Regions from separate parts of the Homo sapiens genome. Here region 1 is linked to region 2. The links are chromatin loops, found by intact Hi-C in ENCODE. Cell type or tissue: CD14-positive monocyte. All regions are shown on one strand. Each heading gives the region's core, and the rest is flanking DNA. Links, peaks and the distances in the headings are about the cores only. Region 1 overlaps DAB2 (DAB adaptor protein 2). Region 2 has its middle 34 kb from the start of DAB2.

Region 1 (16,863 bases), core at 5,771-13,770, 50 kb before region 2:
GCTGGGATTATAGGTGTGAGCCACCGCATCCGGCTGAATGTGTCTCTATTTTATGAATAATGAAATGGACACAGCAACAGAAAATCAATCCGCCATAAGCCATTGGGCTCAAAGTGAGCATAGTCTGTGTTTTCTCTTCTCTTATATATACTGTCTCTCTTGTCTTTTCTTGAATCCCACTGATTTTAACCTGGATTTTATAAGCTACTTTCAAAAAGTCATCATCCCACTGACATTAACACACCATTAATTTTTAGCAAGAAGCCACATATAATAGACACAGGGAAAGGAATTAAGGAGACTCAAGAAGAAAGCAACATAAACATATTTGTTTAGAATGTCCAGTACTTTGTACTGGACAGAGAATGTGCTTCCTTGTTTCTTTGAACTTTCTGCCTGCCTCAGCTAAAGTGCGGAATTAGGACAACATGTGAAATATTAACCTCTAAGACAGACCTCGGGGTCCAAGAGGGCAGCAAACAGCCTTCACTGCTATCTTCAAAGTAGCTCTTTAAGAATAGGGGTCATTACCAGCGATGCTGTAGCAAAGTTAGACTGTTTCTGATACTTTATGCAAATCCTTCCTTTAACTGCTTTTTTGGATTCTTATGCTTTTAGGAAGGCTCTTCTGCTCTGCAAAGACCAAACTGAGCAGACAGTAAGATTTTTACAGCCTGTTTCACTGAGGAATGAGACTATGCTAATGCATACTGAAAAGGAGTCCTTAGAAGATTTTCTTGTAAATGCTGACACTACTGTAGGGGCCTCACTAACAAAACAAGCCCGAGTCAATGAGCTATCCACAAGTTATGCATTTACAGCGAGGAGGTATCATTGCCTTTAATCTTTGAAAATGATATGGCAGGACTTAGAGGACTTAGTAAATCTTGAACCAAGATGCTTTCCCTGTTTTTGGAACCAAGTCAGACCAGAGTTAAGATTCTATCAAACAGTTAACTTTGGGTAGAGGTGGGATAGCATAGCAGCTAATAGCTCAGGCTTGTGAGTCCCACCCACCCAGGATTCATCATTTCCTGGCTCTGTGGCTTGAGACAATTTATCTAATGTTCATTTCTTCATTGGTAAAATGAGAATATAGTTTGCTGAGCTATTAGAAAAAAAATCAGTAAGAACTTACATAGCGACAGCTGCACCTGGCTTAGAAAGTGCTTAACAAATGGTAGCTGTATTAGTCTGTTCTCACACTGCTGTTAAAGACATACCTGAGACTGGGTTATTTATTTATTTATTTATTTATTTATTTATTTATTTTTGAGACGGAGTCTTGCTCTGTCGCCCAGGCTGGAGTGCAGTGGTGCGATCTCGGCTCACTGCAAGCTCCGCCTGCCGGGTTCACGCCATTCCCCTGCCTCAGCCTCCCAAGTAGCTGGGACTACAGGCGCCTGCCATCATGCCTGGCTAATTTTTTGTATTTTTGAGACTCGGTAATTTATAAAGAAAAAGAGGTTTAACGGACTCACAGTTCCACGTAGCTGGGGAGGCCTCACAATCGTGGTGGAAGGTGAAAGGCACGTCTTACATGGTGGCAGACAAGAAAGACAGCCAATCGAAAAGGGAAACCCCTTTTAAAACCATCAGACCTCATGAGACTTATTCACTACCAAGAGAACAGTATGGGGGAAACTGCCCCCATGATTCAATTACCTCCCACCAGGTCCCTCCCACAATACATGGGAATTATGGGAGCCACAGTTCAAGATAAGATTTGGGTGGAGACAAAGCCAAACCATATCAGTAGCTACTATTAAACCAAAGCTAGGTCACAGAAGCTATGTGTTGTGTAGTCTTGTGCTCTTTCCAACATTGCATTTCCACAGTAAGTGTTTAAACACTTTTAGAACAGTAAGAACCTATGCTCAAATGACTAATAAGTGGAAAGGTGGAATGGTGTAATACTTTATTTATTTATTTATTCTGAGACAGAGTTTTGCTCTTGTTGCCCAGGCTGGAGTGCAGTGGTGCAATCTCAGCTCACTAAAACCTCCACCTCCTGGGTTCAAGTGATTCTCCTGCCTCACCCTCCCAAACAGCTGAGATTACAGGCATCAGCCACCACACCTGGCCAATTTTTTGTATTTTTAGTAGAGACAGGGTTTCACCATGTTGTCCAGGCTGATCTTGAACTCCTGACCTCAGGTGATCCATCTGCCTTGGCCTCTCAAAATGTTGTAATTACAGGCTTGACCCACTGCACCCAGCCTAGTATTTTAACTAGTAAAGCCCAGGTGGAAAAGTGAGATGGTTTGCCAGTGTAAGAGCCACCTCCTGCTCAGCTCTGCCTTCTGAGCCTACAAAAGTTGGGTTCTGATAGAAACAGACTCTGGGAACAAAATCTACTCTAAGTTACCCAGAGATGCCTGTTCCAATGAATCCTGAGTTAAAATTCATGCCTACGTCATTATCACGGACAGTTTAGAAGCTCTGCTTCACATCATCTGGGAAAATTTTACTGTGGAATTCTTAAAACATTGATATTCATGGCATTCCCAGATAAATTAGATCACAGTCTCTGGGCATAGAGACCCAGGTATCAATATATTTTAAAGATTCCTAAATCATTTCAATATACTGACCTATGTGAGGTGCGATGGTTTACTTTAACAACGCTTTATCTGCTTAAAGAAATACCAAGTGGGTTAGACTTGAGCTGGAAGAAAAATAGAGAATAATTTGGCCACATCATTTTATTATAATGATTAGAAAACTGAGGGCAAGAAAGAGAGTTTGACTTGTCTAATTGTGAAATAGCTGGAGGGGACAAAGCTGGCACCAGGAAAGATCTAGCATGAGACTGTAATGCCTTATTCCTAGAGATTACCTGTGTTTGTTTTTAAAAACCATTTTTTAAAAACAGGATGTACAAAGCCCATTACATGGGGACTGAACCAAGAATGCCTTCCATTTAGCAGATATACCAAGCAAAAGAACAAGAAGATAGCTTAGCAGGGTAATTTGAACATGGTATTTTATAGATGTTTTCTGAATCAAAATAGAAAAAGGATCTTACATGGTCTCATTATACATTGTCACTAGATTCCTTTTTGCCTAGGTAGCAGGAGTTACTTGGTCAAACTGTCTCATTAATATTGATTTGGCTGCTTTGCCTAGGTCTGAGACTTGCAGATCAAAGCATTTAAATTTATTTCGGTACATTCTCTACTATTCAGTGTTTGGCCTTTTAGTTTTAGTTTTTTTGGAATTTTTTTTTTTTTTTTTGAGCATGATAGGAAGTCTAAGCTCTTGAATTGGCAACTTTCAATACTCTGGACTCATTATAACCCATCCTAATTTTGTACCCACCTCTACCCATTTTGTTTTTTTTAATAACTTGTTATTAAGAATGTCTCTTATTGGAGCATAAGAAACAGTCCTCTCCTTGCGATAGTTTGCTGAGAATGATGGTTGCTAGCTTCATCCATGTCCGTACAAAGGACATTAACTCATCATTTTTTATGGCTGCATAGTATTCCATGGTGTATGTGCCACATTTTCTTAATCCAGTCTATCATTGTTGGACATTTGGCTTGGTTCCAAGTCTCTGCTATTGTGAATAGTGCCACAATAAACATACGTGTGCATGTGTCTTTATAGCAGCATGATTTATAATCCTTTGGGTATATACCCAGTAATGGGATTGCTGAGTCAATGTTCTCACTCATAGGTGCGAATTGAACAATGAGAGCACATGGACACAGGAAGGGGAACATCACACACCAGGGTCTGTTGTGGGGTGGGGGGAGGGGGGAGGGATAGCATTAGGAGATATACCTAATGTTAAATGACGAGTTGATGGGTGCGGCACACCAACATGGCACATGTATACATACGTAACTAACCTGCACATTGTGCACATGTACCCTAAAACTTAAAGTATAATAAAAAAAAAGAAAAAGTAAAATTAAAAAAATAAATAAATAAAAAATAAATGCATGTATTATTATCTAAAAAAAAAAAAAAAAGAAAGAAACAGTCCCCTCTATAAAGAACGTTTAGAAGAGTTTAAACTTCAAAGAAGCTTTATGCATCCAAATAAGGGCACATTCTTTGTTTTTGGATTTTGGTTTTTGGGTTTTTTTTTTGAGACAGAGTCTTGCTCTGTCTCCCAGGATGGAGTGCAGTGGCATGATCTCAGCTCACTGCAACCTCCACCTCCCGGGTTCAAGCGATTCCCCTGCCTCAACCTCCCAAGTAGCTGGGACTACAGGTGCCCACCACTAGGCCCAGCTAATTTTTGCGTTTTTAGTAGAGACAGGGTCTCACTATGTTGGCCAGGCTGGTCTCGAACTCCTGGCCTTAGGCAATCCACCCGCCTCGGCCTCCCAAAGTGCTGGGATTACAGGCATGAGCCACTGCACTTGGCCTTTAGACGGGGCAGTGCCACCCAATTCACGGCAAGTGTCTGAAAGTGTTCACAAGCTGAACAGAAGTATTAAGGTTATGATCAATTTTGCAATTGTATTTTTGCTTTGTTGTTTCAGCACAAGGGCTATTAGTTTGAACACTTAACTGCACTAAAGTTGGAAAAAATAGAAAGTGTAGTCTTCACAGTGAGAACATGTTCTGGCCTCTCGGCAAAGCTGGGTGTAAGTTAATATGCTTGTATGAACACAGACATGCAGAGACAATTGATTCTAGAATCCCTCTTTACACTTATTCAGCTTCTAAGAAAGAGAGCAGTGTCAGAATGTCCTTTTGGTCTTTTGATCACGTGGAATTTTTGTGAATATGGACATATGAGGCTTGAGGTTGAATTAATTGGCATTAGAGAGTATACACCCATTTCAGCTTTAATGTGGGAGAAGAAACATATTCCACCCCAGTTCTCAAGTATAACCTCCTCTGGCTTAGACTACACAGAACAGGAATCCAACTTTCTCCTTTAACTCACTTCTACAAAGGAAAGGAAGTGACATTGAAACTTCAGGGAAACTACAGAGGTTAAAAATCACATTTCTGTCATTGCCTTACATTGCTGGCACTGAATCATTTGGGCTATGACCTGCTTTACATCAGGGACCATTTGGTACGTGAGTTTCATATATCTCAAGCAAGCTGGGTAGGACAATGTTGTGGGCACAACTTGACAAGGAAAAGACAATGGGGAATTACAGTCTAGCGCATAGCATGCTGCAACGTAGCTTTTGCAGAGCTCTGTATTTGGAGGTTGCTAGGCACCTATGCCCATGCATAATTCTTTCCTTATATGGTATGTCTTTCCTTATGTGCTGTTCTCCATTTTGTACTTGTCCCTGGGAAGTGATGTAGGGAAGAGAGATTGGCAAGGTAATGACTACAACCTTGAGCCCAGAGTTGTGATATTAAATGTCATCTCGAACCACCTCACTAGCTGCTTCTCTTTCTACTTAGAGAAATATCAAGTCACCTATGGAAGAAGCCATGAGTGATTCCCATTACTTCTGAGGAAAAGCTATTATGAAACCATTGTTCTGGGAAAAAGGATAATATGGCTTTATTATGGGGTTGGAAGAGTTTGGCAAAGGCTACTCTTTCCCATATACTTTAGGCTTTAAAGCTCAAAGGTATCTGGGAAGCTGGTGAACAAGTCTATAGAGTAAGCTGAGGCACTTCTGGGAAATGATCAATGGGCTGAAGTGGTCTGACACAGTGGAGAGGGCCCAAGGGAAGAATTCCCATAACAGGAAGGTAGGCAGTCTTAACTAAAGACCTGGCACAAGCATTAGGTGTCCAATCTGACCCAGCCAAGCAGACTCGGGCAGCATGGGCATGCCTTGGTGCAGTGGCTGGTGGGTGGCATGCATTATCACACTGAAAGAGCCGTGTGACCAGAGGGCCTGTAGGGACATGGCGGAACTCTACTGAGCACTTCCCATACCTGGAGACACTACTGCAGGACCAGAGATGGCCAAACCTGCCCCGCTCACCAGAGCACTTTCTTCAGTGGCTAAAACCCACCAGGTTTTGGTGGTAGCCCAGTCACTTGCACTAGGTGACTGTGATGAGGCTGAAGACTTCACACCATGGTGACAACAGCAGGAAGGGACCCTCATAGGAGACCCCAAGACCAGGAAGGCTTGGTATTTCTAGTTTTGAAGTGATATTAATCAGAACATATACCAAGAAAGCACTTTTGGAAGAAGATTTTAGAAAGCTAAAGTGTTCATAGGCAACTGGAATGGGTCAATAGAATAAACCCGTTTTAAAATTTGAATTTAGAAGAACTTTATTTTGTATCATTAGATGGTAAAGTAGGATATTATATTTCATTCTGCTTCCCTCCCATCCTAAATCCAAGGGCATACAATTTTCTAAAGAACGAACAACTTACATGAAAAATATTAGAGTTTTAATATTAAAAAAAACTACTACTGACATAGAAACCTCTAGAATTTTTCTATTGCAGTGTCTTTGGGGCAGTGACTTGAAGAGAAGCACTCTGGAACTGATACAAAACACAGTAAATGCATGAGTTTTACTTTAAATTTGGCATCTAAATATACAATGTATTATGCTTGATCCTGGCAGGAAAAGGTAGTCAAAAAGTTAAGACTCAGAGGCAACGCACTCACACCATTCATAGCTTTTACTACAATCCTCCCTCATCATATACTGACCCAAACTGACCCAGCAAATGTTTTACTGTTTTCATGTCTGTCCTTTCTAAGCTAGGTTAGATATTTCTACCAAAAATAACTCCTCTTCCTATTTCCATGCTAGGTTTTTTGTTTGTTTGTTCTGTTTGTGACGGAGTCTCGCTCTGTTGCCCACGCTGGAGTGCAGAGGCGCGATCTCAGCTCACTGCAACCTCCGCCTCCCAGGTTCAAGCGATTTTCCTGCCTCAGCCTCCTGAGAAGTCGGGACTACAGGTGCTTGCCACACTGCCTGGCTAATTTTTGTATTTTTAGTAGAGACAGGGTTTCACCATTTTGGCCAGGCTGGTCTCAAACTCCTGCCTCAGCCTCCCAAAGTGCTGGGATTACAGGCGTGAGCCACCATGCCCGGCCCACCATGCTAGTTTTAAAATGAATGATACAAATAATCTTGGCAGTTTGTTCCTAGAATATACAACATTAGGTTGTGCATTCTCATCCCCGTATGAAATAATCCTGAATTAAGTCAACATAGATGTGCAGCATACCTCACTCGTGGACTTCAGGATACAATCATTTCTTCATCCACGTCCCTCTGTGACTTCACCTATGACGCATATGCATATAAATCCTAATTATTGAATACTTCCCACTTTCTATTCAAGTGCCATGACAGTAGTCAGCTTGAAACTCTATGCGGATGTTAGAAGAGTTTTTAAAAAGCATGTAATTTAGAAGCATCTGTGCTATAAACATTAAGCTATAAATGAAGGGCTACGTACACTAGTAGAATTATTTTATGATATATACCACACCAGGGCACTTTAAAACAAGCAGGTAATCTTAAACTTCTCCTCTTCCGAAAACCAGTGCAAGAAATACTGCCTGATATTTGGTTTCTTCTTTAATAGCCTGGCTAAATTATATAAAATCCCAATGTGGTTTCCCTTTCCAGGAAAAGCCCCATATTTATATAATCCTCAAAGCCATTGCTTGAGTGTTGCTGTACCCTTTCTTGCAACTCATGTTTCAAGGACACACTGTTTAAAGAGTTTGAAGGAAGAAGAATCCAGCTGCCTTGTAAATCAGCACAGAGCAAACTAGGGTGTACATAGTGATTGTATACAGACAGGTGGAACGTATTTTTTGTTGCATTTCTGTATAGAGAGCAAAACCATGAAAACACTTCTTACAGTTATGCAGACTCAAAACAAGATCAGTTTAACTAATCTAATTCGAATATGTTGTCTCTAGGTTCTAGGTGGCATGTCCTTTGTTTTGATATTCAACCTACCCATAGAGTTGGCATTAACCTTCCATGAGAGACTTGCCGCTGGGTCACATTTCCACATCTGATATGATCTATTCGAGTTGGGGAAGACATCCACAACCAACATGGCAGTTAGGCTTCATCTCCAGGAATATTGGTGGCCTTGCTAATCCCAGTGGCTATGAATAGCTATGTTTGTTTTGATTTGAAACTGCTTACTATTTACTGTCATCTGGTGTGCTCAAAATATTATCATTTAAAAAATGGTTCTTCATGATTTAGTTAATTTCCTTTAGACAAGACATGGTTGCTTTCAAATTAGATGAAGGAAAAAGGAGTCATTTAAAAACAAAAAGTGACTTGATATTTATTTGTCAAATTTCAGGTTTGCAGAGAACCAGCAGCCTGACAACCAGCCATCTCTCCTCTTGATACCAGTGTTCAAGCAGGCTGAAGGTCAGAATCTTGGCAGTTTGTTTCCTAGAATATACAACATCAGACTGTGCTTCCTAAAAGTCCAGGAGAGTTCTTCTACGAGTAAGAATATATTCCTTATTTGCTTATTTCTTGGTTACTGGACAAATTAGATAGGTTAATGGATAAGAAACCCCTGGGTAATTTTCGTTTTTTGTATACAAGGGAGAGAGGTGAATCTGTCAAATTGGTGTCTTGCTTTTTGTGATCATATAATAATACCACATGAGTCGAATTCCAGATCCAAAAGAAGGCCTCCCAATAGTTAGCCTACCTGCTTGAAATTGTGCTTATGATTATTAAAAAAAAAAAAACTCTAAAAAGCTGCTGCAGATTGAGTACAAGATGAACAAAATTGGCAGAAATGCACAAGTATTCTTGAGCTAAAGTTCACATCTGTCATTATTCTCTCATCTGTTGGGAAATAGTATTGGAACAAATATGTTTTGTGGGAATAAATAAATGCACTTTTAAACTGAGGGATGTAAAAATTCCAAATGACAGTATTCTACTTTATACTGAAGTAAACAGATTAGTTGTTGCACAATTGGAGCATTTACATTGAACAACAAAGTGTTCTAATGTATTGAAATATCTGTATACAGTTCAGTAACTGCAGAAATAGATGAGCATAGAAAGGTTCACTTATTAATACAATAAAACACCGACTTAATATCAGAATTTTGCTTATAAAGTCTGTAAGTGAGACAGGTTTTGTTTCATGAATTCTTTATATAAATCCAAGTTTACATACCTAAAATCACACCTGTTAGTATCATGTAAGTAATCACCATTGACTGGTCTACCCTTTCACAAACATGGCTAGACATCTATCTTTGGGATCAGGAAGCACACTCAGCAAGTTTGGAAGCATAATTCAAGGAACCTTGTGTCTAGTAGAGATTTCAGAAAAGAACCACCCCTTGGTGACCCCAACCATTAAACATTGTTCCTAATCCAGAGAAGACCTCAGGAATTCAATTTCTATACCACTTTTCACAAGTCATTTAGATGACCTCTACAGATAAGATTAAAGTGAATGATAGTGTTTCGGAGAACTAAGACTTCTTAGGAAGGAATATATATTAAATAGCTCACACATCTTCTTTCTTGGTTGTAATACTCCAAGAACACAAGGACAGATCTCAAGTTTCACCTTAATCTGTACAGATTTCAGAAAGTTTATTCTAGGATTTATAGAGGGACTTTGAAGATTTTCTAATATGTACACTCCACTGGATTGTTTTCTTTGGTCATCTATTTTAGTCATCTCTAATTAATCCAGGGCTGGGGAAGGGGAAAAAATAAACTTTGTATGAGTTGCATAAAAACAAGATATCCTAGAAAAGCTACCTGGTTATGTCATCAGCTAACAGTTTCAAAGGCTCAAGTCTTGACTACTCCATTTACATTTTTTAAGATAAGCTCTTGAGATGGTATTAACCATTTTGGTATTAACAAATTTTGAGGATCGTAGAAAAATCTAGTTTTCTTTCCCAAAGGCAACATCATATTCTTTTTACTTTTGATCTGGACATAATCTGTAAGATTGAAGTAATTAGTATCTTAACTTTATATTAATATGAAGTAATAGCCCATGCAAGATGTTGTTTCTTATAAACCTTATACTACTAGCCTGATAAACAACTCTGTTGGGATATTTTAAAAGGCAATGCATTAATTAAACAAATCATTAAATCATAGGGTACCAAATAAACTGCTACTTCCCTAAGGGCTTAACTTATTTGACATGAAAAATTTATATACTAGGACAATTGAGTTTTTCTGGTTTTCTAAGCTGTAAAGACTCATTTATTAGATCTATGTGTGTATCTTTTAATATGTGTTATTCAAAATCATCTCCAGCTGTAGATAATTTTACAGTGCATCTAGTACTGGCCAGCTCTTTACTCCTTCCATGTTAAATGAGTTTGGTTTATGTTAATGTTGAGATTACTGTATTGTCTAACCTGCTTAAAAAAAAAACTATGAATTATATTGTTTTCTAGTTTGCAGAGTATTGGCTAGAAATTGTATTGAGTATTTTTCCTTTTCACTAAAATTTATCATTTACATACCTGCCTAGCCCTCAGTGTCACACATATCACATTAATGGTCCAGGTTTGACTTTAGGCAAAAGGTTGGTTAAAAAATCTGACTTAACACTGGGAGACTTTCCCAGAGTAAGCAGATGGGATAAGGGTTCTTCTTTCTCCAGGCCTGTTGAATGCACACCAGTCTTTAAGTTAACTAATCATGGGGGTACCACTCTGGTTTATAGTTCTAGCATGAGGTGAACTAATAGGAATGGTTCTTTATCAAATGACACTTAGCTGAGTGTCAGCTGAGACCTCTTGGCCCTTTATGAAATACTCATATTTATATTGAACTAAAAAAAGGTTTCTGGTTAGTCTACCCGGGAATGTCAACATCAATGAGTCATAATAAAGGAAGTTTCCTTGGTTCATAAAAAACATAATACTTAAGCAAGATGTTTCATTAGCTTTTATTTTCTTTCAGAGCAGTCTCCTCTGTTCTCTGAACCACTAATGACCTGCTGCAAAACTCTGTACCTATTAGCAATTGCCATTTCAATACTTAAGGGAAATGTGGGATGGACACAAGTGATTAGATAGGGGCTCCATTTGTAGCCTCTCTGTATGCTTCTTACTATGGTCATTAAATAAAAGTAACTTGATTTGGTCCTTGAAGCCTTGGAGGATCCACTCCATGGTAACATGTGCTATTTTCTAGTCCTCCTATGTAGGCATTTTTAGCATCAGAGAATGCAATTCGATCATTTGTTTCCTTAGCTGAACGCTATAGCCCTGTGCAAAGACAAGTCTTCTTTGAAAGCCACTATTAAGTTCCTAATCCAATCTTTATTAAAAAGACTCAATATTGCAGACAAGGAAGTTAAGACAAATCCTCCAAAAGTAATGACCAAGCCCTTCCATTCTCCACAGGAGCCTTTTAGTAAAGCAAAATGTGAAATCAGAAAAATATTTACAGTTGCAGTGTTTTTTTAACTAGCAATGTGTTCCTTAATTAACATACTACAGAAGCATATGAACAATTAGTTCCATCAAGGAAAACAGTGAGAGAAACAACACTACCAAGTTTGCATAGTACCTCCAAAATAAGCAAAGTTCTACTTTTAGAGTTAATTATCAGAGGTGAGATGTGAATAAAGTTCCCTTCTCCGAGTCTGTCATTCGCTCTCAGAGCTGGGGCGGTTTCCTACCCTAAATGCTATTTTATATTTGCACCTGGGTCCAAAACATTCCCTTAAGGGGGAAAAAAACAAATGTCTTTGACTCTTAAGAGTATGTCATTTCCCTTATATTGTGCATGGCCAGAGAGATGACGCAAATGGTAGGCCACTAGCTACCCTAGATTTTGCTGTGAAACCATGATTATGACAAAACTTGAAAAGCCTGCAGACACTGACAGCCTTTTTTGTTGTTGTTGTTTAGAGCACATGGGGGTCTGGTGATTGATCCCAACTTAAAGCCATTGCAATTTAGAGACTAGAAACCAAGTTTGCCCCTGAATTCCAGTGATCTTTACCAGCAAGTTAATTCATGTAATCAAAACTGCATCCCTACTAAGTGCCAGGCATTCTTCTAGAGCTTGGGATATACCAGTGAGCAAAATAAAGATTTGTTCCCTTATATGGTTTACTATCTAACAGGGAGCAAAACATAAGTGGAGTATAGACTTTCAGAAGATGAAAAATGCTCTGGGGAGAAAGGAGAGTAGAGGAAAATAGATTTGGGAATCCAGGACTGAGAATGTCCTGGACATGTTCCTTAGAAACACAGAATATTAGATTTTTAAAAGTTAAATTTACCTAATGTTTATTGTATACCAGATGTGATGCTAAGACATTATCATTTAATCCTGGACAGTATCATCCCTATTTGACAGGAGAGGAGGCTGAAGCACAGGAGTGAAGCAACAACCTGCAAGTCACACCAGCCTAATACATATGCTTTAATGTCTTTGCTTTACAACAAAAGAGATAATTAATTTAGTTCTTCAAAGACTGGGGCAACGTGCATAGCCAGAAAGTACTTTCAGGAAAGAGGAACTAATAGCAATGCGTAAAAGATATTCATGTCTGCTTGGCTATAATATAGGGCCTGTGCTGGGTTATACCAGGGGAAAAGTTAAAAGGTGGGTCAAACTGGATTAGGGTGGGCGATAGCACTCTGTTTTGTCTAGATGGGACTGGGAGGACTTTCAGGTTTTGAGTGATGGTGTGGAGGTTGGGGTGGTGACAAATCCGAGTACAGGGACATGGCATCAAAGAGTCAGAGAGCTCTGCAGTATGACAGTTGCACAGACTTGCCCTTTGGAGTGATTCAACATTGCCGGTTTCTTTCAAATATTTGGCTAATCTTCTGGAAACAAAGGCTTTTAATTGAAAGGTTAAGGACTAACAATCTCAAACATTAGATTCAAGGTTATCCCATCTTGCCAAGCTCTGATGCTTAGTGACCCTCAAACTTCAAATAAATATAATGTCTTAAAGGTGGCTTTTTAAAAAGTCAAAGGCCATTATGTCTTACACCCTACATTCTAAGATCGATTTCATCATACAAAAGGGCCCCCCTAATGTCTGCTTTATAGAAATGTATATGAAGTGGAATGACATTTTGAAATGTGAGCTCCTTTAAAACAAAAAAAGAGCATCTTTTGTAAATGGCAGCTATTTACTAAGATAGTCCTGCATTTATAGCCTCTTGTATGAAGCAGAATGTATTAACATGATTTTTCCCAATTTATATATGTTTTTCCATAAAACTGTTGAAAGTCTGGAAAGACCAGTGCCAAGAAAATGCTCATTAAGAAGGGCAGTAGGAAAGGAAAAGACAGATTTCTGCTTCTTATACATTTAGAATAAGTGATATTGGGGCGATGCGCTTTCTGTATTTTAAAAATTAAATTCCTTAAAGATGTGCTAATTTGGTAGACAGCAAAGCTTAAAATGTAGGCATAAGTCTACAGTCTAACTTGGGCTAAAGACAGAATCATGAAGATGCTCTAGGGTTCAGTCACTTTCAATTAAACTCAAAAGTGAAGGGAAACCACACATAGAACATAAGCATATCTGAAATCACATAGAACAGTGCCCATAGTCAGCTGTCAACACTTTCATCTTAGGCATCATTAAATGATAGCTAGGCAGAGTTGTTGGGGAAAGCTCCTGACATATGAAAAATTCAACAGTAAGTTTTCAGTCAAATGATAAGTAGAAGTCAAAAAACTCTTATGCTAGGATTTTCAAAGTTGGTCAGTGGATGGCCTATAGTTGGTTTCCAGCCTGGGGTTCTTGGAAATGCTGGGGTCTGTGCAGACAGTAATGAGTTTGTGACCTAATTTTAGCATTTTAAAGAGCCTAATGGATATCTTAATTCACAATACAGCTGCACAGGGAAATAAGAAACAAAACAAAACAAGATTCTTTGATTTGGGCAGAAATTGTGTTAAGTCAAAGCAATAGCCTTAATTATCCAGTGCTAAGCCAAAGGTCTTACCTATTTTCTCAAATTTTATTAGTAATTTTATAAACAATTTGGTGGACACTTTTAAAAGGAGAAACAGAAGGAGAATAAGAAGTTGTTTGTGGATAAAGTATCAGGCTGAAATCTATTCACCACAATTCTTATTAGCCAGGTGATTACATCCATCAGGTCAGACAGATATATGAGCAATGATGAATACTCCATTGGTAGAAGTTAAACTAGCAACTTGGAAAGACCACACCATCTGGAGAATTTCAGTAACAGCTTGTCTGCCTTCCTCAGGCCCTGAGCAGATATAAACTAGAAGAACATATGGATATTGCTCATTATAAATAACCTTAAAGTTAAAAAAAGGGGGGGGGGTGGTCAGAATTGTTTTACTTATACCAACAGATGATAAGGCAAGCTAAAGTTTTCCATTTTGCTCACTCTATAATAAATTGCAATTGATGTTGTAAATGAAAGTGGCTTGAGTTACTCACTCACCTGGCCATCTGGTTATTGTTTATTAAACACCTACTATTTGCCAAGCACTGCATTATCCTATGTATAGAGTGACAAAATAGACATGGTCTCTACTCTAAAGGGGCTTAGAGGTTAGGTAGGGGAGAAAGAACAAGCAGGTCACAGTTATAACTGATGCTATGTGTTTTGGAGGAATTGTTTCTGATTAGGGTAGAAAGCTTCATTGCTGTTAATAATACTTCATAAAAGGAAGAAAAAGTAGTATTACATCAAGGAATTATATATAAATTGCTGTATTGATATCAATTATGGAAAGATGCAAATGTTGTCTGAAGGGTTAATAACCCTCTTCAACAATTTTTAAATTATGACACAAATTGAGGGGATATTTACATTTAATATTTATGAGTCTCCTATAACCACGTTACAATCTGAAGGACCATCTGTATGGCAGTAACAGAAGGAAGCAATTCTGTTATACCTGAGGGTATTGAAGAATTTCAGTGATGTTTCCTTCAGAGTTATCATAAGATCCAAAGTTCTGAATCAACACTATCTTCATAAACACCAGAAGGAAACACTATGCTCATTTGGCATTCAGTCTGGCATTCACTTAAGAAGTACAAGCAATTCAGGGAACTTCTGTATTCTAGAACCAGACATGTTCTGTGGCACTTTTAATTACCAGATTTTCTAAGAATACAACGTGTCACTTTCAGATCAGGCCAAACATTGAACCTCAGATTTCAGTGAAACAATCTTATGAAAATGTAACCAAGGGTCCCTACAGCTTGCTTTAGTTATTTAAAGAGCACTACCAAGTCACAAGAGCATTATCAAGGGGCTACCAGGCAGCACTTGGTCAATGTCAGTCTTCAAGGAAATGGACTTCATGATCAATACAAGTAGTGAGCCCTCCACAAATGTTGGCCGCATGAAGTGTAAGAGTCCAGATCCTAACACAGAACATGGTTGTGCCCACTGTTTCTATGAAAGAGTTCTTGTGCAGAAAACTGAACATTTGCATCACTATACACTAAGTGGGAACAGCATTACAGAATGTACTTCGTATGCAGATATACCTAAAAGATCCACAACAGTACTGTCTGCAGCTTAGAATGAAGCTAAGATTTTATCCTAAACTGTTCATGTTTAATGAATGAGTCAAACCTCTGAAAGTCTACTTTTCATAATTACCCTTTATTTTCACACCTCTCCTCCCTCCCCATCATATTTTTTTTTTTACTTAGTTCCAGCATTTTTCCTCAACCTTGCCTCACCGCCACCCTGAGTTCCTCCTCCCTAAAAAGCTATACCACGTTGTATCATACATGTCCCTCATGATTAGCGGACTTATATTATGGTGTTTGTTGATCTTTTCTACACACATAGCATAAGTACTCCTTAATATATTTAAAACACTTGAAGTGAAAAACAAACAAACAAACAACTCTTTATGGGATGAGCTCTTTCTTCCATTTTCTCCAAAGGGCTTCAGTGAGAATCTAAGGTGTAAGAGACTCTGGTTGTAACTGATCTCCCTTTATGGCTAAATTTTTGTAGGAGTGTTTACTGGCCTCCTAGCTTTCCTGATTTTGAATTAATCAGGTATCGGTGTTCAATTCCTCCATTCACATTCAAGCTGAGATTCAAAGCCCTTCTAATCAGGCTGTGGACTATACATATACATGGCCACCTGCTCTCTGAAGAGGCCGTTGTCTTCTGTTTCCCCTAAACAGACACATAGACACACCAGACCTTCTTATGTGGTCTGCTAGCCTGTAATATGTACTGCCTTCACCTTCTTGAATTTCGTGAAAACCTTCATTCCAAGGCCACTCAAGATGTGTGGTCTCAGGGAAGTCTTTACCGGCCTCTTACCAGCCATTTCCTCACATTTGCCATGACCTATCATTGCCCTCTGATTCATGTAGAGCTCTTCTCTCAATTCAATAAAGCTTTTGGGATCCGAAAATTATTTGCCCTACTTTTCTAGGCTCGACACAGTCTGTTAATGAGCAGTGCGCTTAAAACATTAGGGGTAATAAATATTTCTTTTTGCACCTTAATCTTAGGTTAAGCAACCCTTTTCTCTACTTTGATGATTTTTGAAGAAATATAGGCTTTTCTTCAACTACTAAGCAATCTCCACTCAAACACATTCTGCCAATAGAGCCAGGTTAAGTTATCCCAATCAGCATTTGGTTTTCCTGCTTTAATGACGGATCTGCTTGGCAAACACCGCATATTCTCATTTGTAAGTGGGAGTTGAATAATGAGAACACATCAACACAGGGAGGGGAACATCACACACCGGCGCCTGGTTGGGGGGTAAGGGGAGGGATAGCATTAGGAGAAATACCTAATGTAGGTGATGGGTTGATGGATGCAGCAAACCACCATGGCACATGTATACCTATGTAACAAAACTGCATGTTCTCCACATGTACCCCAGAATCTAAAGTATAAAAATAAAAAAAAAAAATCAAAATTCTTATCCTGACATCCATGGCTCAGTATAATTCATCCCTAC
Region 2 (16,863 bases), core at 5,801-13,800:
ATAGTAATCTTTTTTTATTAACTGATTTTTAGGCTTTTATCCAAGCCTAGAATGGCCATTTTTTTTTGTTATGAGTTGAATTTTGTCCCTCAAAAAAAGATATGTTGAAGTTGTAACCCCAGGTACCTCAGAACATCACTGTATTTGAAATAGAGTGGCTGCAACTATCATTAGTTAAGATGAAGTCATTCTGGAGTAGGGTGAGCTCCTAATTCAATATGATTGTTGTAAGGTAGAGGAAGAGATAGGAGCGATGCATCTACAAGCCAAGGAGCACCAAGAACTGCCAGCTATTCCCGGAAGTTAGAAGAGAGGCATGGGGCAGATTCTCCCTCCCAGACCTCGGAAGAACCCAAGCTGGCCAATAACTTCATTTCTCACTTCTAGATTCCAGTACTCTGAGGGGATAAATTTCTGTTGTTTTAAGCCAGCCAGTTTGTCATCTTTTGTTATTAGTTTGCCCCAGCAAACTAATATACCTTCCTTACAGTTAGCCACCTTTAGGAGTCATCTGTGTATTTATATTCTTCCAGAAATGTTCTATGCATATGCATGCACACACACACACACACACATACATTATTTATTTTCTTTCCAGTGTACTTTGGAATTATGTCATAAAACTGCTCTGTACTTGGCTTTATTATTACTTTTTCAATGAACGTAGTAGAAGCTTTTTTATGTCATAACACAATGAACTACTTTGTTCTTTCTAATGGTTGTGTAGTAAGCCATTGCATGGATTTAATAGTTTTCTTTCTAACCCATCCTCTATGGATATAGTCATTTAGACTGTTTCCAGTTTCTTTCTTTTTTTCATATAAACAGTGCTGCAGTGGACATTCTTGGATAAGTGCCTTCGTGAACACATTCAAATATGTGCATATGATACAAATATGATAAATTTCCAGAAGTGGAAGTATCAAGTTCAAGAATATATGCATTTTAAAACTTGCATATATATTTTGCATTCTTATCTTCATATGAGCCTGCATCTTTGCACTCTCATTGGCTGACACTGTGTGGGATAATACTTTTGATTTTTATAATTTTCTAAACTATGAGTGAAATATAACTTCATATTGTTTGGTTATTTCTATTTTATTTTTATACAAAGTAGCCAATTTTTCTAATAGATTGCTCTTATTTATATGTAGGAGCTTATTTTAAAAATGTATTTCTTAGTCCTATTGAGTTGATATGAGGAGGATAGTGCAAGTGTCAGTTATTAAATGTGAATATTTTTGTTCTCAAAGTGACTTTTGTATACAAAACAGACTATTCAAAGGCTCACTTTTGCTTAAAAATTTAGCAATCAATTTATTAAAGTTAAAAATCCAAAAACTGCTTCTCACAACATTTTTTTTTTTTTTTTTTTTGAGACGGAGTCTTGCTCTGTCGCCCAGGCTGGAGTGCAGTGGTGCAATATCGGCTCACTGCAAGCTCCGCCTCCCGGGTTCGAGTGATTCTTCTGCCTCAGCCTCCTGAGCAGCTGAGACAACAAACAGGAGCCTACCACCACGCCCAGCTAATTTTTTGTGTTTTTAGTAGAGACGCAGTTTCACCGGCTTCTCACAATTTTTAAATGCAGCTTCCTGATCTTATTATTCTATTTGTAAATCTAAAGAATTTTAGTAACCACATTTAGGAGAACTTTGAATGTGTGTAATAATATTTATGCACTTATTAAGTAAATTCCTTCATACATTTAAAAACTAATTTTGTAAATTTAATATATTCAACAATCTTTTGAAGTGTGTCAGTTGTCTAAATGAAAAACTTTCCCAAAGTACTTAATACTTTTAAATATCTTAAAGGAAAGCACATAAACACAGTGAAGCATAATCCTCTTTCATATTTCAAAGCTTTTATAGACATTGTTGTATCTGCGTTTAAATCACAAGTCTATATCAATTAGTTCATTATGCATCTTAAATTGTAATTATGGAGCTCATCTCTCATTTTAATATGCCAAATTCTCTTAAACATTACTAATATTTTGTAATTACCAAATATGAACATAGCACTGACCAAAAGCATCAATAAGATTGTTTTAATTCTTTTAGGCATTCCTGTACTTAATTCTAAATTTTTCTAGGGTTAATGTTTAGCTACTAAAGGAATTATGTCATCTCCATCATTTTTAGAGTTGCCTAATCACCCTGCTGGAGGTTGTGGTTGTATAACATTTAAAGATTTAAGTCAAGACATTCATTGAATTCTGACAAAGCATACTGAGCCCTACTTAAGAACTTAAAACAGTGGTCCTTTCGTCCTCTTACTCTGGGAAGCTAAAGTCCATGGTGCTTGGAATAGCTCTGTGTCTCCCTTCCAGGCTGATCGTCTGACAGGTTTAACTTTTCTTTTAGGACAGAGATTGTCTTACCCATCTACCTCCAAAGGCTGTAAAACTTGATGGAATCCTGCATTCCCTAAATCAGCTGCCATACTTAATTCTTACAGATACTAAAATAATATGAATTGGAACTGAATATTTTCTCATGGCTTTTTCTTTTCAGTCACAACTTCAAAGGACATTTGGCTGGCAAGAAGAATGGCTTGGCCTTGGTTGTAATTTATATGTATCCCAAATACCTTTGGATAGTCACTTGTGAGTTGATTAAAAGCCTCATACATCTTGATCATATGGCCACCAACTGAAGGTCAGATACGTATTATACACACAGATTTAAATGTATTTATGAAGGCATTTATTCAAGAGTGCCCACTGCAGCCTTGATTGTATTAAAAAGATTGGAAATAATCTAAAGGCCCATCAATAGAGGACAGGTTATATCACCTAGTAAAGGTTACAACATCTATGTAAAAGCACTTAGGATTCAACTTCACATTTCATAGGACTGAAGATGACATATTTTGGGGGTCTGACAGCTCAGTTTCTGGCAAGCTTGGTACCATACCCTCCTGACTCACCATCATTCCCAGACTTACAGGGAAACAATCTGAAGTCACTTCATCATACAGGGAAGGTAAGAAATATATCTGGATGGAAATAGAGTCATCTTCTACCAGTATATTCCATCTAATCTACTTTTCCATAGTGTGACATTGTGATCAAAGAATATACAGTATTTGAAAAGGAGTAGATTTGAACACCTTTTTGACATAATGAGTAAGTCACTAAAGTATATTTTAGCATATATACATTTCAAAAATAGGAAGCTCTGAGGCAATAGGGACAGACAGCCCCTGCCTTCAGAAATTTATCATCAGAAAGAGGAATATTTACTTATTCTAATGTTATTTTATATTATGGCACATAACATATTATTGCTGAAAGAACTATTAAAATTAATTGTTGTACATTCTTATTGCATAAATAAGGTAGGACCCAGAAAGGCTAAATTATGTGATCCAGATTCCATAAATAGTAGTAGAACTGTGTGAGTGGTAGGGACCCCAAATCTTAGAATCCATGTAAGAATAGTTTATATATTGTTATACCATTCTCAGACCAAGGGTGCGGATAAATTCTGAATTTTCTAAACCACAAGTCAGAATTCAATCAATACTGCTTTGCAGTATTGCATGAACAGAGATGTTTAAACAAGTATCTAGAAGCTACAACAAAAGGATTTTAAGAGCAGGCTTTCTTTCTTTCTTTTTAAAAAATCAGCCTATGACTTCATATAAACAAGGTAGCATTTTAAGAGTTAACTGTTAAGAACAACATAAAATTGGTAGCACGGTTTATGGGCAGGAATGGCAGATTGCTACGTTTCCCAAACTATATCAAGTTTTTAAAAGCACATGCAATGCAGCTGGGATTCTTAGTACAGAAAGTAAAGAAAGTCCCGGAAATTTTATGGAGAAGTTTTCATTTAAGTGAATATGTGTATTTTCTGATCCGATAGAAGACTCACAGTTTTTTTGTTTGTTTGTTTGTTTTTTGTTTTTTGTTTTTGAGACAGACTCTCCCTCTAGCCCAGGCTGGAGTGCAGTGGCGCGATCTCGGCTCACTGCAAGCTCTGCCTCCCAGCTCATGCCATTCTCCGGCCTCAGCCTCCCTAGTAGCTGGGACTACAGGCCCCTGCCACCACGCCTGGCTAATTTTTTTTGTATTTTTAGTAGAGACGGGGTTTCACCATGTTAGCCAGGATGGTCTCCATCTCCTGACCTCGTGATCCGCCCACCTCTGCCTCCCAAAGTGCTGGGATTACAGGCGTGAGCCACCACGCCCGGCCAAGACCCAGAGTTTAATAAGATTCTCAGGGTTTCATGAAACTAGAAATAGTTAGGAGTTACTAATTATTACCTCCTAAGTACTATGACTAAAATCCTCTGCTACCAGCAACAGGCAGCTCCTTTTAATATGTTGATTGTCCAGTCCCAGAAAATTTAGCCCACAATACCATCAATGCTTTAGTTTTTATTTCTGACACAGGTTGTGACTCCTTAATAAAAAAAATACAGGCTTCACTAAAGATAATTATAAAGTACTGTTTTTGCAAGCTATAAACATACATATAATAGAATACCAGACATGAAAATAGCTGCATTCAAAATTAAATAATTTCTCCTGATGAATTTAACTATTAATCAGTGCTTATGTAATCCAAATGAACATGAGAGTGGGAGGGAAGTCATCCTCTCTTTAGATTTAAATAAGAAGCGTTTTGTCCCTTATCCCACATTCTTATTGTTTCCCCCAATAAATCCAGAGATTGGATGGGGGAAAGGGACTGCAGGAATACTTGTTTTCTCTTCTGTCTCATCTCCCCCAGTTCCTCGTTTCTACTTGCTCCAGGTCATTCTAAGCTTGAATAAAGCCAGTTACCTTGGTATTTTCTGGAAATGTTGGCACATGTGTAGCCGACTTTACTGAAGGTTTCTAGCAATGCAGGGGATTCTTATCACAGCACTAGAGACAACTTTAAATTGAGCATTGACCCCTCTGCTCACAAATGACCGCCGGCGACCGCACCCCTGGGACTTTCTCATGGAACCTGCTTCTACAGGCTCTGCCACCTGCTGTATTTCCTAGCTCCCTCCTTCCTTCTCTCACTTCCTTCTCTCTTTTCTCTTCCCCCTTACCCTCGTCACTGAAGAACTTTCAGCTTTTTTTTTGAAGAACAGCTTACCTAATCTTTAAAAAAAAAAAATGCCATATTACACACCACGTTTTAGGAGAGGGTCTCATTTTTTCCACCCAAAACAATTTTTCAAGTTATTTTCCTAAACAAAGGTAGCTTGTATCATTAAGAGAAACTCTGGTGTCAAGTAAATGATTAGAATAATTTATCTTTTTTTCCCCCATCATGTTACACTTAATTTTCCTTTTTGTCCAACTAGAAAGCTCTTATTTCTTCTTACCTGGTGAGCATCCAGTGCACTCTATGGATGTTGTAAATATGTCCTTGGTTTTATCTGATGCTTGGTTTGAGATCTCTTGTTGGCTTTTTCCTGCTCTTTTCCAGTTCTCAAAACTGACATTTCTTTTTCAGAAATAAAGTTGCCTTATGATCTTTGGGAAGGCTTGTATTTATTTCTTCTCTATGCTTACTGAGCTTTACTTTTTTTTTTTCTTTTTTTGCACGATCAGAAAAGTAGAGGAAATAAATCCTCTTCTCTACTTTGCTAAAGTCATCTTCCAACCCTGAGGTGCACCCCCCCTTTTTTGACAATAAGGGGAAAGCAGCTAATAAACACAGACTAACTCATTTGGTTTACTTTCCCTCTCCCTATACTTGATAAAATACTTGATTTGCAATAAAGCCTCTCTTATAATTCTATATCCTTAAGATATACTTTAGTCTTTATTCAGGGGTTAAACGTTTTATTCACTGAATGTTTAAAAACATGGTTTGAACAAACCATGCTGAACATACTTTATGCTGAATCCTATGGAATCCTACCCACACAAGCAGCTCATGATGTTTTGGAGATGTGCAGGAGGTTGATATTTTGAGTAAGGCAGTGCAGGATGCTCTGTTGGAGGATAAGAGATACAGAAAATGAAATTAGGTTTTAATTAGAAAGCCATTTTAGGGGTTTCTGGATATTAAGACAAGATGCTTTTGGGATGGCAGTGAGGACACACTTGAAGAGGATGGCATTGGAGAAAGGGTTGTCCAGAAGGAAGAAGGTGGTCCAGATGAGAGAAGCTGAGCACCATCCCAGCAGAACCATGGCAGCAGGACTACAGGAGAACATGAACTGCATAAAGTCAATGTCATGCTCAGCCAACTTTCTGAACATGGAATGTCAAAGACAGTAAGAAGCTGAAGATTTCTCAATGTCTACACTCAGAATACCTGTGAGGTTATTACAGAGTAATGATCAGTTCTTGTCCGGGTAGGGACATAGTAAATGGAAGACAAGTTGTTAAAACTTTGTAATATTCAAGGTCAATTGATATTTGTATATTCATTTCAGACAGTGTGTCAAATATGACTGATTTCCTGGAAAATTTATGTCTCCTAAGGAAAAGAGTTTCTAATTAGCATCTGTTTCACTTAGACCATGTAAATGGCGAAAACCATTCAGGCAATCTGTCATACATCCTAAATTATATGAAAAGCTGTCTACATTAATCAAATAAATTGTGTAGCATTAGCCTTTGGGTTCTCAGACTATTTTTCAGCAAACACACATGCCCCACAATGCTTCTACTTCTTCTTTTAAAAGTCTATTTTTTAAAAAAATGTGGTATGTCTAATGACTTTTCCCCCTTCAAAACCCTGTGTGTGGGAGAATAACTGATGGCTTATAATGAATTGTTTCAAATTTGACTCTCTTCATAGGCAATGTTATCTAAGCCACAGGTCTAAAAACCACTTATATGCCAGCAATTCCTAAATTTATATCTCTAGCTCTAACCTCTCCTCTGAACTCCAGACTCATATACACGCTACCTCTTATATATCTCTACCAGGAGGTCTGAGAGGCGTTTCAACCTAACAGGTCCAAAACAGGGCTCTTCTTTCCCATCAACCTGCTGCCTCTTCATTCTTCCCTCTCAGTTGATGTCATCATCCACTTGGTTGTTCAGATGAAAATTTAGGATTCATCCTTAGTTCTTCTCTTTCATCCTTGACATTGACACCACTGGGTAAGTTGGGCCAATTCTATCTACAAAATTCTTTGTGAATCAGTTCACTTTTCTCCATCTCCTTGTTACTACCCTGAACTATCTTCTCTCCTAACATTTAACCCATTATCCAGAAAGAAGCCAGATTAATTGTTAAAAAAAAAAAAAAATCAAAATCATGGCCCGGCACAGTGGCTCATGTGCGTAATCCCAGCACTTTGGGATGCAGAGGAGGGTGGATCAGGAAGTCAAGAGATCGAGACCATCCTGGCCAAAGTGGTAAAACCCTGCCTCTACTAAAAATACAACAATTAGCTGGGTGTGGTGGCGTGCACCTGTAGTCCCAGCTACTCGGGAGGCTGAGGCAGAAGAATTGCTTGAACCCAGGACAGAGGTTGCAGTGAGCCAAGATTGTGCCACTGCACTCCGGCCTGGTGACAGAGCAAGACTCTGTCTCAAAAATAAATAAATAAATAAATAAATAAATAAATAAATAATCCAAATCAAAGTACATCCATTTCCCTCATGCTTGGAATAGGAATCTATGTGATCCTATACCATCTACCACTCTAATTATTCTCCTATTCGGCTCTAACTATTCTCCCCTTCTCATATGGTGACACAGCCACACTGGCTTGCCTTATGCTCCTTGAAGAGTTCAGGTTTATTCTTCCTTTATGAATTTCACTTTCATCAGCTGGGACTATCCTCCTTCTTGAGACTCGCATGTCTGGATTCTTTTCATTCTCTAGTTCTTATTTTACATTTCACTTCCTCAGCTAACCCTTTCTTGATTCCTTGTCTCAGTCAGGGTCCACCCAGGAAAATGCAATAATGCTTAAGTGTTTAAAACACAGGAAATATAATACATAGTATTGGTTATCAACATGGTTGAAGAGCTAAGAAGCCAAACAGGGGGTGGTAAAACAACCAAGAGATTAATAAAAGCAGAAAGTCACTACCAATCCTAGTCCAGAGGGACAAAAAGTGGAGGTGAGTTTACTGGAGTTCAGGGACCACAGCAGAAGCTAGAATTACATCAAACACATCTGGTGAGAGCCAGGGGGTGTATGCAGCCCTGCTGAAGATGCCGTCTAAGGCAGAGAGAGAGGGCAGAAGTACTCTAGCTTTTCCCTTCTACCAGTACTCCATTCTCGTATCAGTGGTTCCTTTATTAAATCCAGCCTTAAATCAGCTAACACAGGAGACAGCGAAATGCCTGCGGGGGTCAGCCCCACCACAGTACAGAGCAGAGCAAGACATGGGAGAGAAATTAGTTGGAATGGAATCAGGCCAAGGATGGGAATATTGCCCAACTTAGTAGCCCTTCTTGCTCAAACACATCTTATCCCATCATTCCATTTACATCACAGCATACATCATCACTGCATAGTTTCTTGTTTGTTTATTTTTTATCTTTGTCTCAAGGTCATGTCCAACACAGCACCTGGCATATTTTATGTGCTCAATAAATAATTGTCAAATGAATACAATGGGAGAAATTTTTTATCTATAAAATCACATCAGAAAAGATGTATAAAGTATTCATTTAATAATCCCTTCCATGTTTGTGTACATTGTAACTAGAAATACAAGCTGGGTTATTCATGAGATCAATAGTAACACATTTCTTATGGGGACCTTAGAAGTTAGGTTGGATCATGGGGTTGGGATGGGGAGAAGTGCCTACTGCTATATTTTTTTTCTGAAGAGATGACTGTAATACTTTTAAAATAAATACCTGATTCAGTCTCACAATTGTGTTTTTGCTTCCTTAGTCAACATTCATCTTTAAGAATAACTTTACTGAAACAGGATAACATGTTTTTTAAAAATTGTAGAATGCTTTTGGTCACAAGTAAATGTTTCCAAAATCAAGGAATGCTAGAAAAGATTTAATTCCTAAAGATTTAAATTAAGAATTTAAAATTAATAAAAAATTAAACATTAAATTTCAGAATTTCTCATTTTCCTTCAAGTCATCAACTTCCCTTAGTAGTAATAAGTTCATTGAGTTCATGCTGTTTATAACACAGTTAGCATAAAGATCTCAGAGCTGTAGATGCAGTTTAACATACCATTCTCTTGTTTTTCATTGAGAAACATGAGATTGAGGAATACCAAGAGGTTTCTCTCAGGATTATAACACCAGAGGACCAAAGGATCCTTAACAAGATAATCAAATCCACTCCCTTTGCCTCCAAGGTATGCAATGAATTATCAAGCTAAAGCAGGATTACATGTAAATCCACATTTGCTGAGAGCTCTTGGGGAAGAAGATTGTAATGACCCCATTTTAATAGCATTTACTGTTCATAAATGTTTCCTGATATTTATGCCACATCCTTCACACTACAATTTAAGCCTATTGAGCTCACTCCTTCCTGACCTCCCATAATATGCTCAATTTTGTGTTGCCCTTTAGTTTTTTCATATACGAAAGTTCTGTCTTTATAACAAGATCATCTATAAGAATTACATGGCTTTACATTGTTTCAGTTCTTCCTGGAGTACAGGTTGAGAGACTTCTCAACTAACTGATGGACACCTTTTATAAATTTAGAAGTTTTGCAAGAACATAGCCACAAAAGTAGTTAAGAATATCAGATTTTATTCCACTTTGAACCTTCAAGTTTGTCAATTGCATGGGTTGCTAAAAGACTTCTGTAGTTTCCTAATTCTTAGCAAGATTTTTTTCCCCACATAGTTAGAAGGGTTAAGCCTACGTGATAACAGTACTCTTTCATGTTGATATTGCCTTTCATACAGATGCATATAAGTAAATATGGACAGAAATATTCAAATAACTAGTCAAATGATAATAATAAAAATCTAAATGTTAGAATCTATTTTGGAGACTTTTAATTAGCTAGTTATTGATGTACATGTGTAATGTACATGATATTAGTACATAAAGAGATTAAACAATAATCATAATAGGCCAATATTTATTGAGTTATTGTTACATTCCAAGCCCTCTTCTAACTCTCTTTATATATAAAAACTTAGTTAGGCTTCATGACAATTCTGGGTTGCTACTATTAATATCTCATTCTAAAGAAAAAGGAAAGCTGATACACAGAAATGTAAATTGTCCAAGAGCATGCAGTTGGTAGGTTGCAACTGATGTTCATATCTAAGAACCTGTGCCCCTAACCACTAAACTCCGGCTTCTGTGGTGAGAGGACTTTAATATTTAATAGGAGGTGTCCAGGAAGTGGCACATGATGGTTCTGGTTTCAGTTCTCACTACAAGAAGAAGTGACTTGCTTGCCACAGCAGACAGAAGACCGCTGTTCTCTCAGAGGAAACGCAGCTGCCAGGGAGAAGGCACATATAGACACAGTAAAGCTATGGTCAGCATTTGAGGGGGCTACTGGAGGGAAGCAGAACTTTATGAAGAACTCAATCTATAAAAGTGAGGCTTTGAGCTAGTAGTGGCATGAGCAGTGACCTAGACTTAGAAATAAGGACCCTGAAGTAAGATATGGACATTCCAGCCCAACTAGGCATCATAGTATGTCAATCATCCTGCCCACATTAGAAGAGCACCAGACAGGATCAGATCTGTTTCCATAGGTCGTAGCCACACAGATAAAGTGTTATGACTAGTTGCTTAGTAGAACACACTGATGGTTTCTTGTAAATCATTGTTTATAACTAGAAAGATAAATTGCATACAATTCTTATTTGAGAGTGTGGATGGAATTATTGTTAGTAAAACCCTTTCATCATCGTCTGAAAGTTCCTAGTCAAAAGAATCCTGCTATGTTTTGATAAATATGAGTTTTTGGATAAAAGAATAGGGTGAACACATACTCTGACTTCAAAGTTCTTTAATGTTTATAAAATTTAGGTGCTACCTGCTGCAAATATATATATGTATGCATATATATGTGTATATATATATATATATATAATCATCTAATGCCATATTTCTCAGCTGATAAATACACATGTACATATACAAATACATATATTTGCATACATAATCTTCTAATACATTATCCTCTCCTGTTCCAGTCTCCTCAATTGATTGTCAAAATCTCCCCATGTTCCTGCCCTACGATACTGAAAGAACATTATTTTCCAATTTTATATTACTTTCTGCAGACACAAAATCATGCCATGTCCCTTCTTACCTCCAAGCTTGTTGTTCTTGTTGCTTCTGCTGGGAACGACCTTTCTAGATAAATCTAAATCCAGTCAATTACTCTTCAAGGCCCAAATCAAGTGCAGTTTCCTCAGATATTCTCCACCCAACCCTGATTATTACCATCTCCATCCTCCCTTGGTACTTCCTGCTCGAGACACTTTGGCAGTCAATCACATGCTGCCCTGAACATTGCCATGTTTCATGTGTGCATACATTGCCTGACAAATCATTTGTATATTTCTTGGGGCTAGGAACTGACTCTTAAACTTTTTGCCTTTGCACAACTTCTAGGATAATGTCAGACGTTCAGCTGACTCTCAATGCATAGCTGTTTGCAACAAAATGACTTGAAAGCACGTAATTGTTTTACTTCAGACTTACTGACGTCAATAACTACGTTATTTTTGAAGGACATTTTTTCCCCTTAGGTCCAGAAAGACCTGTAGGGCACACTGTACATCACAGTCCGGGCTCCCTCTAAATCCACTGCATGTTCAGTGACAGGAATTGAGTGTATCCTCTTGTCTCCACATGCTTTTTAATCCGGGTAATTTATATATTTCTACCGTTGGACAAAAAGCCATTTCATTGGAAGGAAAATGTCCTATTATTATAGAGGCACACAATTATTTGAGTTTAAACACATTTTGATGATAGTCCGCCAAAGGAATTTTCTCACATGGAGGTGATGCCTATGTCAGTTTAAGTCCTCTGTGTCCAGAAATTGCTACAATTCAGCTTTATTGGCATTGGCATTTAGGCAGGCAGCTGTTGAATGGACTAATGAGACATGGTGAACATAAAATATATGGTTTACTTAATGGGTTAAACTCAATAATCACACAGCATAAGAATATATCTCAGCCTCAATCATTCCAATGTATCTTAAAAACTGTAATACTTGTGGATCCATCCACTGTGAAATTACCTAAAATCTCCAACTTAGTGCTTTTCATCTTGACTACCTCCTGGAATGATGGCTTCAATAACATTAATAGCACTAGCAGTTAGCATTTAGCAAGTACTTCTTATATGCCTGTAATTATCTCCATTAATCTTCACCACAAACCTGTGAGAGATGAGGAAATTGACGCCTAACGAGATTAAGTGTCTCAGTCAAGGTCAAGAGTACAGTTAGTAAGTGGTAGAACCAGGGTTTAGTGCTCTCTGCCTCCTCAAGTCAGGCTAGTCTAAACTCTCCCTATGCTCAGCATCAGCATCACCTGGCAGCTTGTTAGAGACCCTGAGTTTCAAGCCCCACCAGGACCTACTGAACCATAATCTGCATTTCAACAGTTTTCTCAGGTGATTCATACACACATTAAACTTTGAGAAGCCCTTCTCTAAACCACCGGGTTATAATGCCACCCTTCCTGCCCAGTCTGTATCTCCCATCATTTGTTCTGAACTTACCTCTCCAAACTTCAGGGCAATGTCACTGTCCAATTTATAATTAAACCTTTGGTGGTTCTTTGGATTTTATCTCTTCTTTCCTCAGCTTTCAGTTTTTTGAGTAAACTTTTAGGGAACCTTCTTTAACACTCAAAAATGTATTGTTTCAATTGCATTTCTATGGTCATTTCCCAGCTCTCTATGGGTTTCTTTAAAAGAAATGATGCTGGCCGGGCACAGTGGCTCACGCCTGTAATCCCAGCACTTCGCAAGGTTGAGGCAGGCAGATCACGAGGTCAAGAGATCGAGACCATCCTGGCCAACATGGTGAAACCCTCACCTCTCCTAAAAATACAAAAATTAGCTGGGCATGGTGGCACATGCCTGTAGTCCCAGTTACTCGGGAGGCTGAGGCAGGAGAATCACTTGAACCCAGGAGGCGGAGGTTGCAGTGAGCAGAGATCGTGCCACTGCACTCCAGCCTGGTGACAGAGTGACACTTCGTCTCAAAAAAAAAAAAAAAATGATGCTAAGAAATGATGCTAAGACCACAGACTGTTCCAGATAGAGTCACCGTTTGTCTTTGCTCTTGGGAGTTATGGTGACTCCTAAAACAATTTATCATACGTCCAGCATTGCATTGGCTTTTTTTTTCCCCTTTGATTCAGGAACGCACACTCACTAGTGTCCTTAGGGAGCAATGATTACCTTGGCTAAAATAGATGCTCACTTACCATATCTGAACTGAGAAAGAATGACGACAAACAGATTGTTTCTGATTCTCTTTGCTGAGCCCTAGTCATTCACCACCATTCATTTGATATGTCTCACTGAATTTATGAGTCCCTGAACGATCCATGCCTCACATTATTTCCTAACTCAGTGGTAGGACGCCATCTGTCCAGTTATGCAAACCAGAAATTCAAGAGCTGTTCTGGATATCTCTCTGTCCTTCATCTCTCTTTCCTTCTGTTGATGATTTCACAGCCCAAATTTCTCCAAGTCCTCGTCATCTTTCACCTACCCTATTGTAGTAGCTTCCCATGTACTCCACCTATATTTTCGTTTTCTCCTTTTTCTGATTATGCTATCTCTTCTTTCTGATTATGCTACCTTTCCCTCTGGCTTAAAGTATTCAGAGGTTTCCCTTTGTCCTTAAGATAAAAACAAGACTCTTCAAGTGATCTCAGAGGACCTGTCTCCCCTACCTTAGATCCCAATCCTATCTTGCACTGATGACTCCATTCCCTCTTTGTGGCAACTACCCCCATCCCCAGGCCTTCCTGCCTTTCCTCATGTTGGCTGTGCTTCTCCCTTGCGCTGGAATGCTCCCTTTACTCAATAAGCATCCTTCAGAGGGCTGGGCATGGTGGCTTACGCCTGTAATCCCAGCACGTTGGGAGGCAGAGGTGGGCTGATCACTTGAGCTCAGGAGTTTGAGACCAGCCTAGGCAACATGGTGAAACACCATCTCCACAAAAAATACAAAAATTAGCCGGTCTTGGTGGTGTGCGCCTGTAGTCCCAGCTACTCCTGAGGCTGAGGTGGGAGGATCACCTGAGCCCCAGTAGGTCAAGGCGGCAATGAGCTGTGATAGCACCACTGCACTCCAGCCTAGGAAAGTGAGACCCTGCCTCAAAAAGATAAATAAATAAAATAAAATAAGTATCCTTCAGAAATCTGCTTCACTTAGGAATCCTCTGACAACTCTCTGTTAGATCTCCCTATTGTGCACTCTCATCCATTCATTCATATATTCGTTCATGTAAATAATGCAACAAATATCTATTGAGCTACTTTTCTGTACCAGAGTCTGTGCCAACGGCTGGAGACAAAACAGTGAACAAAGCATGTGTGGTTCCTGATCTTATCATGTAAAGTGGAAATCAGAGCACAAGTCTCTCTCATTTCATAGAACTTATTGTAGGCCCAATTTGACACTAATTTTTATGACATTATATTTATATTTGTTTCTTATATAGACTTTAAGCTCCATGAAAACAAGGATTTCTTTCTCACTGTTTTGTTTCTGGAAGCTAGCTAGCACCATAGCTCTCATTTAGCAGACAAAATAAATACATATTGAGTAAGTGGATTTTAGCTATTTAGACCTAAATGTCCATATTAAAATTCATCTGCCACATATAGACTCATTAGATCTTAAAATGTTTATTTTCCTCTTAAACTTGTCATTTTAGGAATCATAGCTCAGTGTCAGTCACAAACATTGGATTTTTAAAATAATTTATTTTAAACTATTTATTTGTTGCTAACTGGTCAATGCTAGCTCATTCATCTCTATAATTTCTCCAGATAATAAATAATCCCTGCTTGGAGAAAGAGCCCTGAAGTATCTTGGAACACTATTTCCTGCAGAGTTTGGTCCACTTATTCATTATGTTGAGTTTTCTATTGTTAAGCCTCATTCAGAGTTTCTTATTCATATCTAAATATCGCTCTCAGTCCCTGAGTGACTAAAGTTCTGAAGCAGATTTTATAGTAGCTTTAAAAATCTGAGTATACTAAACATGCTTGCCTCTCCCTTCCCTCACTTCCTTGAAGAAAATAGCATGCCTCACTTTGTCTTCAAAGGGTTCCAAGGTCAAATACTACTGGGAAACAATGGCTTAAACACAGCAAAACAAGTTTTTTCCTGTGGCACTTTTTCTTAGAGCCCATTAACTTGCTATTTGACACGGTGAATCTTCAAGTGTGAGGGGATACTGCATATTCAGAACACCAGATTTTTCAAGCACATGTGATAGTGGGACTCTCTTCTCCATGATCACTCATCAGAAAACTTTGGGAAGGGTTGCTTTTAAATCAGCCTGACTTTAGATGTGGAATAAAATGTCCGCAGGTCATTGGTTTGGTTATTACTAAAAAATGAACTGTTTCGGTTTTCCCTGAAACTTGGCTGATTCCTGGAAGAACGTGTGTCCCACTCAACTCAAAAAATAATTATTGAACACTTGTTCTGTGAATGTCTAATGCTGGGAGCTCTCTTGGCCAAGAAGACTACAGTGAAGTCCTTGCTCCTGAGGAGTAGGAAGAGAAGAAAATAGTTGACATTGAGCCCCTGTTCTGTTCCAGACCTGCTGCAATGCTGACACACAGCACCCCTAAATGGTAGAAATAATTATTCCTGATGAGAAGACAATGGATGCTCAAGGTCACACAGCAGGTAGGAGAGCTGAGAATAAAATCAAGGCCTCTTTCTTTCCAAAGCTTGTCTCTCCTTCCCTACCCCTATCATCCATGACCTATGTACAATCTTGTGTGAGAAACTCACTGAAAATAACATGAATATTATATCAGCAAATACAAGTAAAGTCCTATGGAAATCATAAGGGCTGTTTAGCTGTTTCAAAAAGATGATGTTCTTTTCCTTCCCCCCAAAAAAGGGTTTTCACCCAGAACCAAGCTTGAAGAGTGTATTTCGGTGAATTATGTAGCTAGGAAACCCTCTGCCTTTGCTGCTCTGTCTTCTTTAAGTAAGTTGTGAAATTTCCATTAATGCAGAAGTAGAACTACTGTTCAGCAGAAATTCATAACTTGTGCTTGTGGTTTATATTGGTGGTGGCAGATGTGATTTCCTTCACAAAATCCCAGAACTGGAAGGAAACATAGAAATTGTCATAAGGCTCCATTCATCACAGTTAGGGCAGTGGAAGCCTAGAAAGACTCAATGAATTATTTGTCCAGAATCACATCAGAAACAATAGTACAAGTATGTATTAATGATGATGGCCAAACCATCACTTCTGTTTATTGAGAATCTACTAAATAATGTGGCCTTTATAATGTACTTGTATATTACGTATTATCCCTATTTTCAGAACAGGTGTTTCAGGCTCAGACAGGTTAAGCAACTTACTGTAGGGCACACAGCTCAGAGGTGGTAGACCCAGGGCTCCAACACAGTCATTCTGACACCAAAGTTTAGGCTCTGTCCACCATGCTGCTCCATGTTCCTATAAAGTGGGCTCATCAAGACAAGCAATCAGGAGTAATTCAACCTAATTCCTCTTGACCCCAAATCAGATGAAAATCTGGGGGCCCAAGAAAGCCTTGAAAGCACATCATTTATATGAGATGTGATTGAAGAACAATGGGCCTGTATTTTAAAAAAGTATGTAGGAGGTCATTGATCCAAAGTCAGGGGTAGTCTCTTCAAATACTCATTATAAGATGATGGCTTTATTTCAGTGATGATGCCACAGCCTGAAACCACTTGAAAAAATTCCTTTTTTTCCCCATTACA

The links. A loop is a pair of places that touch in the nucleus more often than their neighbours do. Peaks named below come from ENCODE experiments on the same cell type or tissue, not always from the same donor. Only the 100,000 strongest peaks of a DNase experiment are listed, where the experiment ranks them.
Region 1: it touches region 2 in a loop (1.8-fold over the local background); 6 of 110 quality-filtered maps call a loop at or near these places.

Annotation. Positions count from the first base shown.
Region 1 is chr5:39,400,497-39,417,359 of GRCh38, forward strand. All of the region lies in intron 1 of DAB2 (DAB adaptor protein 2), which reads right to left. Among named protein-coding and RNA genes, the nearest start is that of DAB2, 16 kb to the right of the region's middle. RefSeq lists an enhancer at 9,878-10,047 and a cis regulatory region at 9,963. In CD14-positive monocyte, for the core only: no CTCF peak of the experiment used is centred there; a DNase peak (open chromatin) is centred at 10,755; H3K4me3 peaks cover 972 bases; H3K27ac peaks cover 1,022 bases.
Region 2 is chr5:39,450,885-39,467,747 of GRCh38, forward strand. No RefSeq gene overlaps it. Among named protein-coding and RNA genes, the nearest start is that of DAB2, 34 kb to the left of the region's middle. In CD14-positive monocyte, for the core only: no CTCF peak of the experiment used is centred there; a DNase peak (open chromatin) is centred at 10,307; H3K4me3 peaks cover 821 bases; H3K27ac peaks cover 885 bases.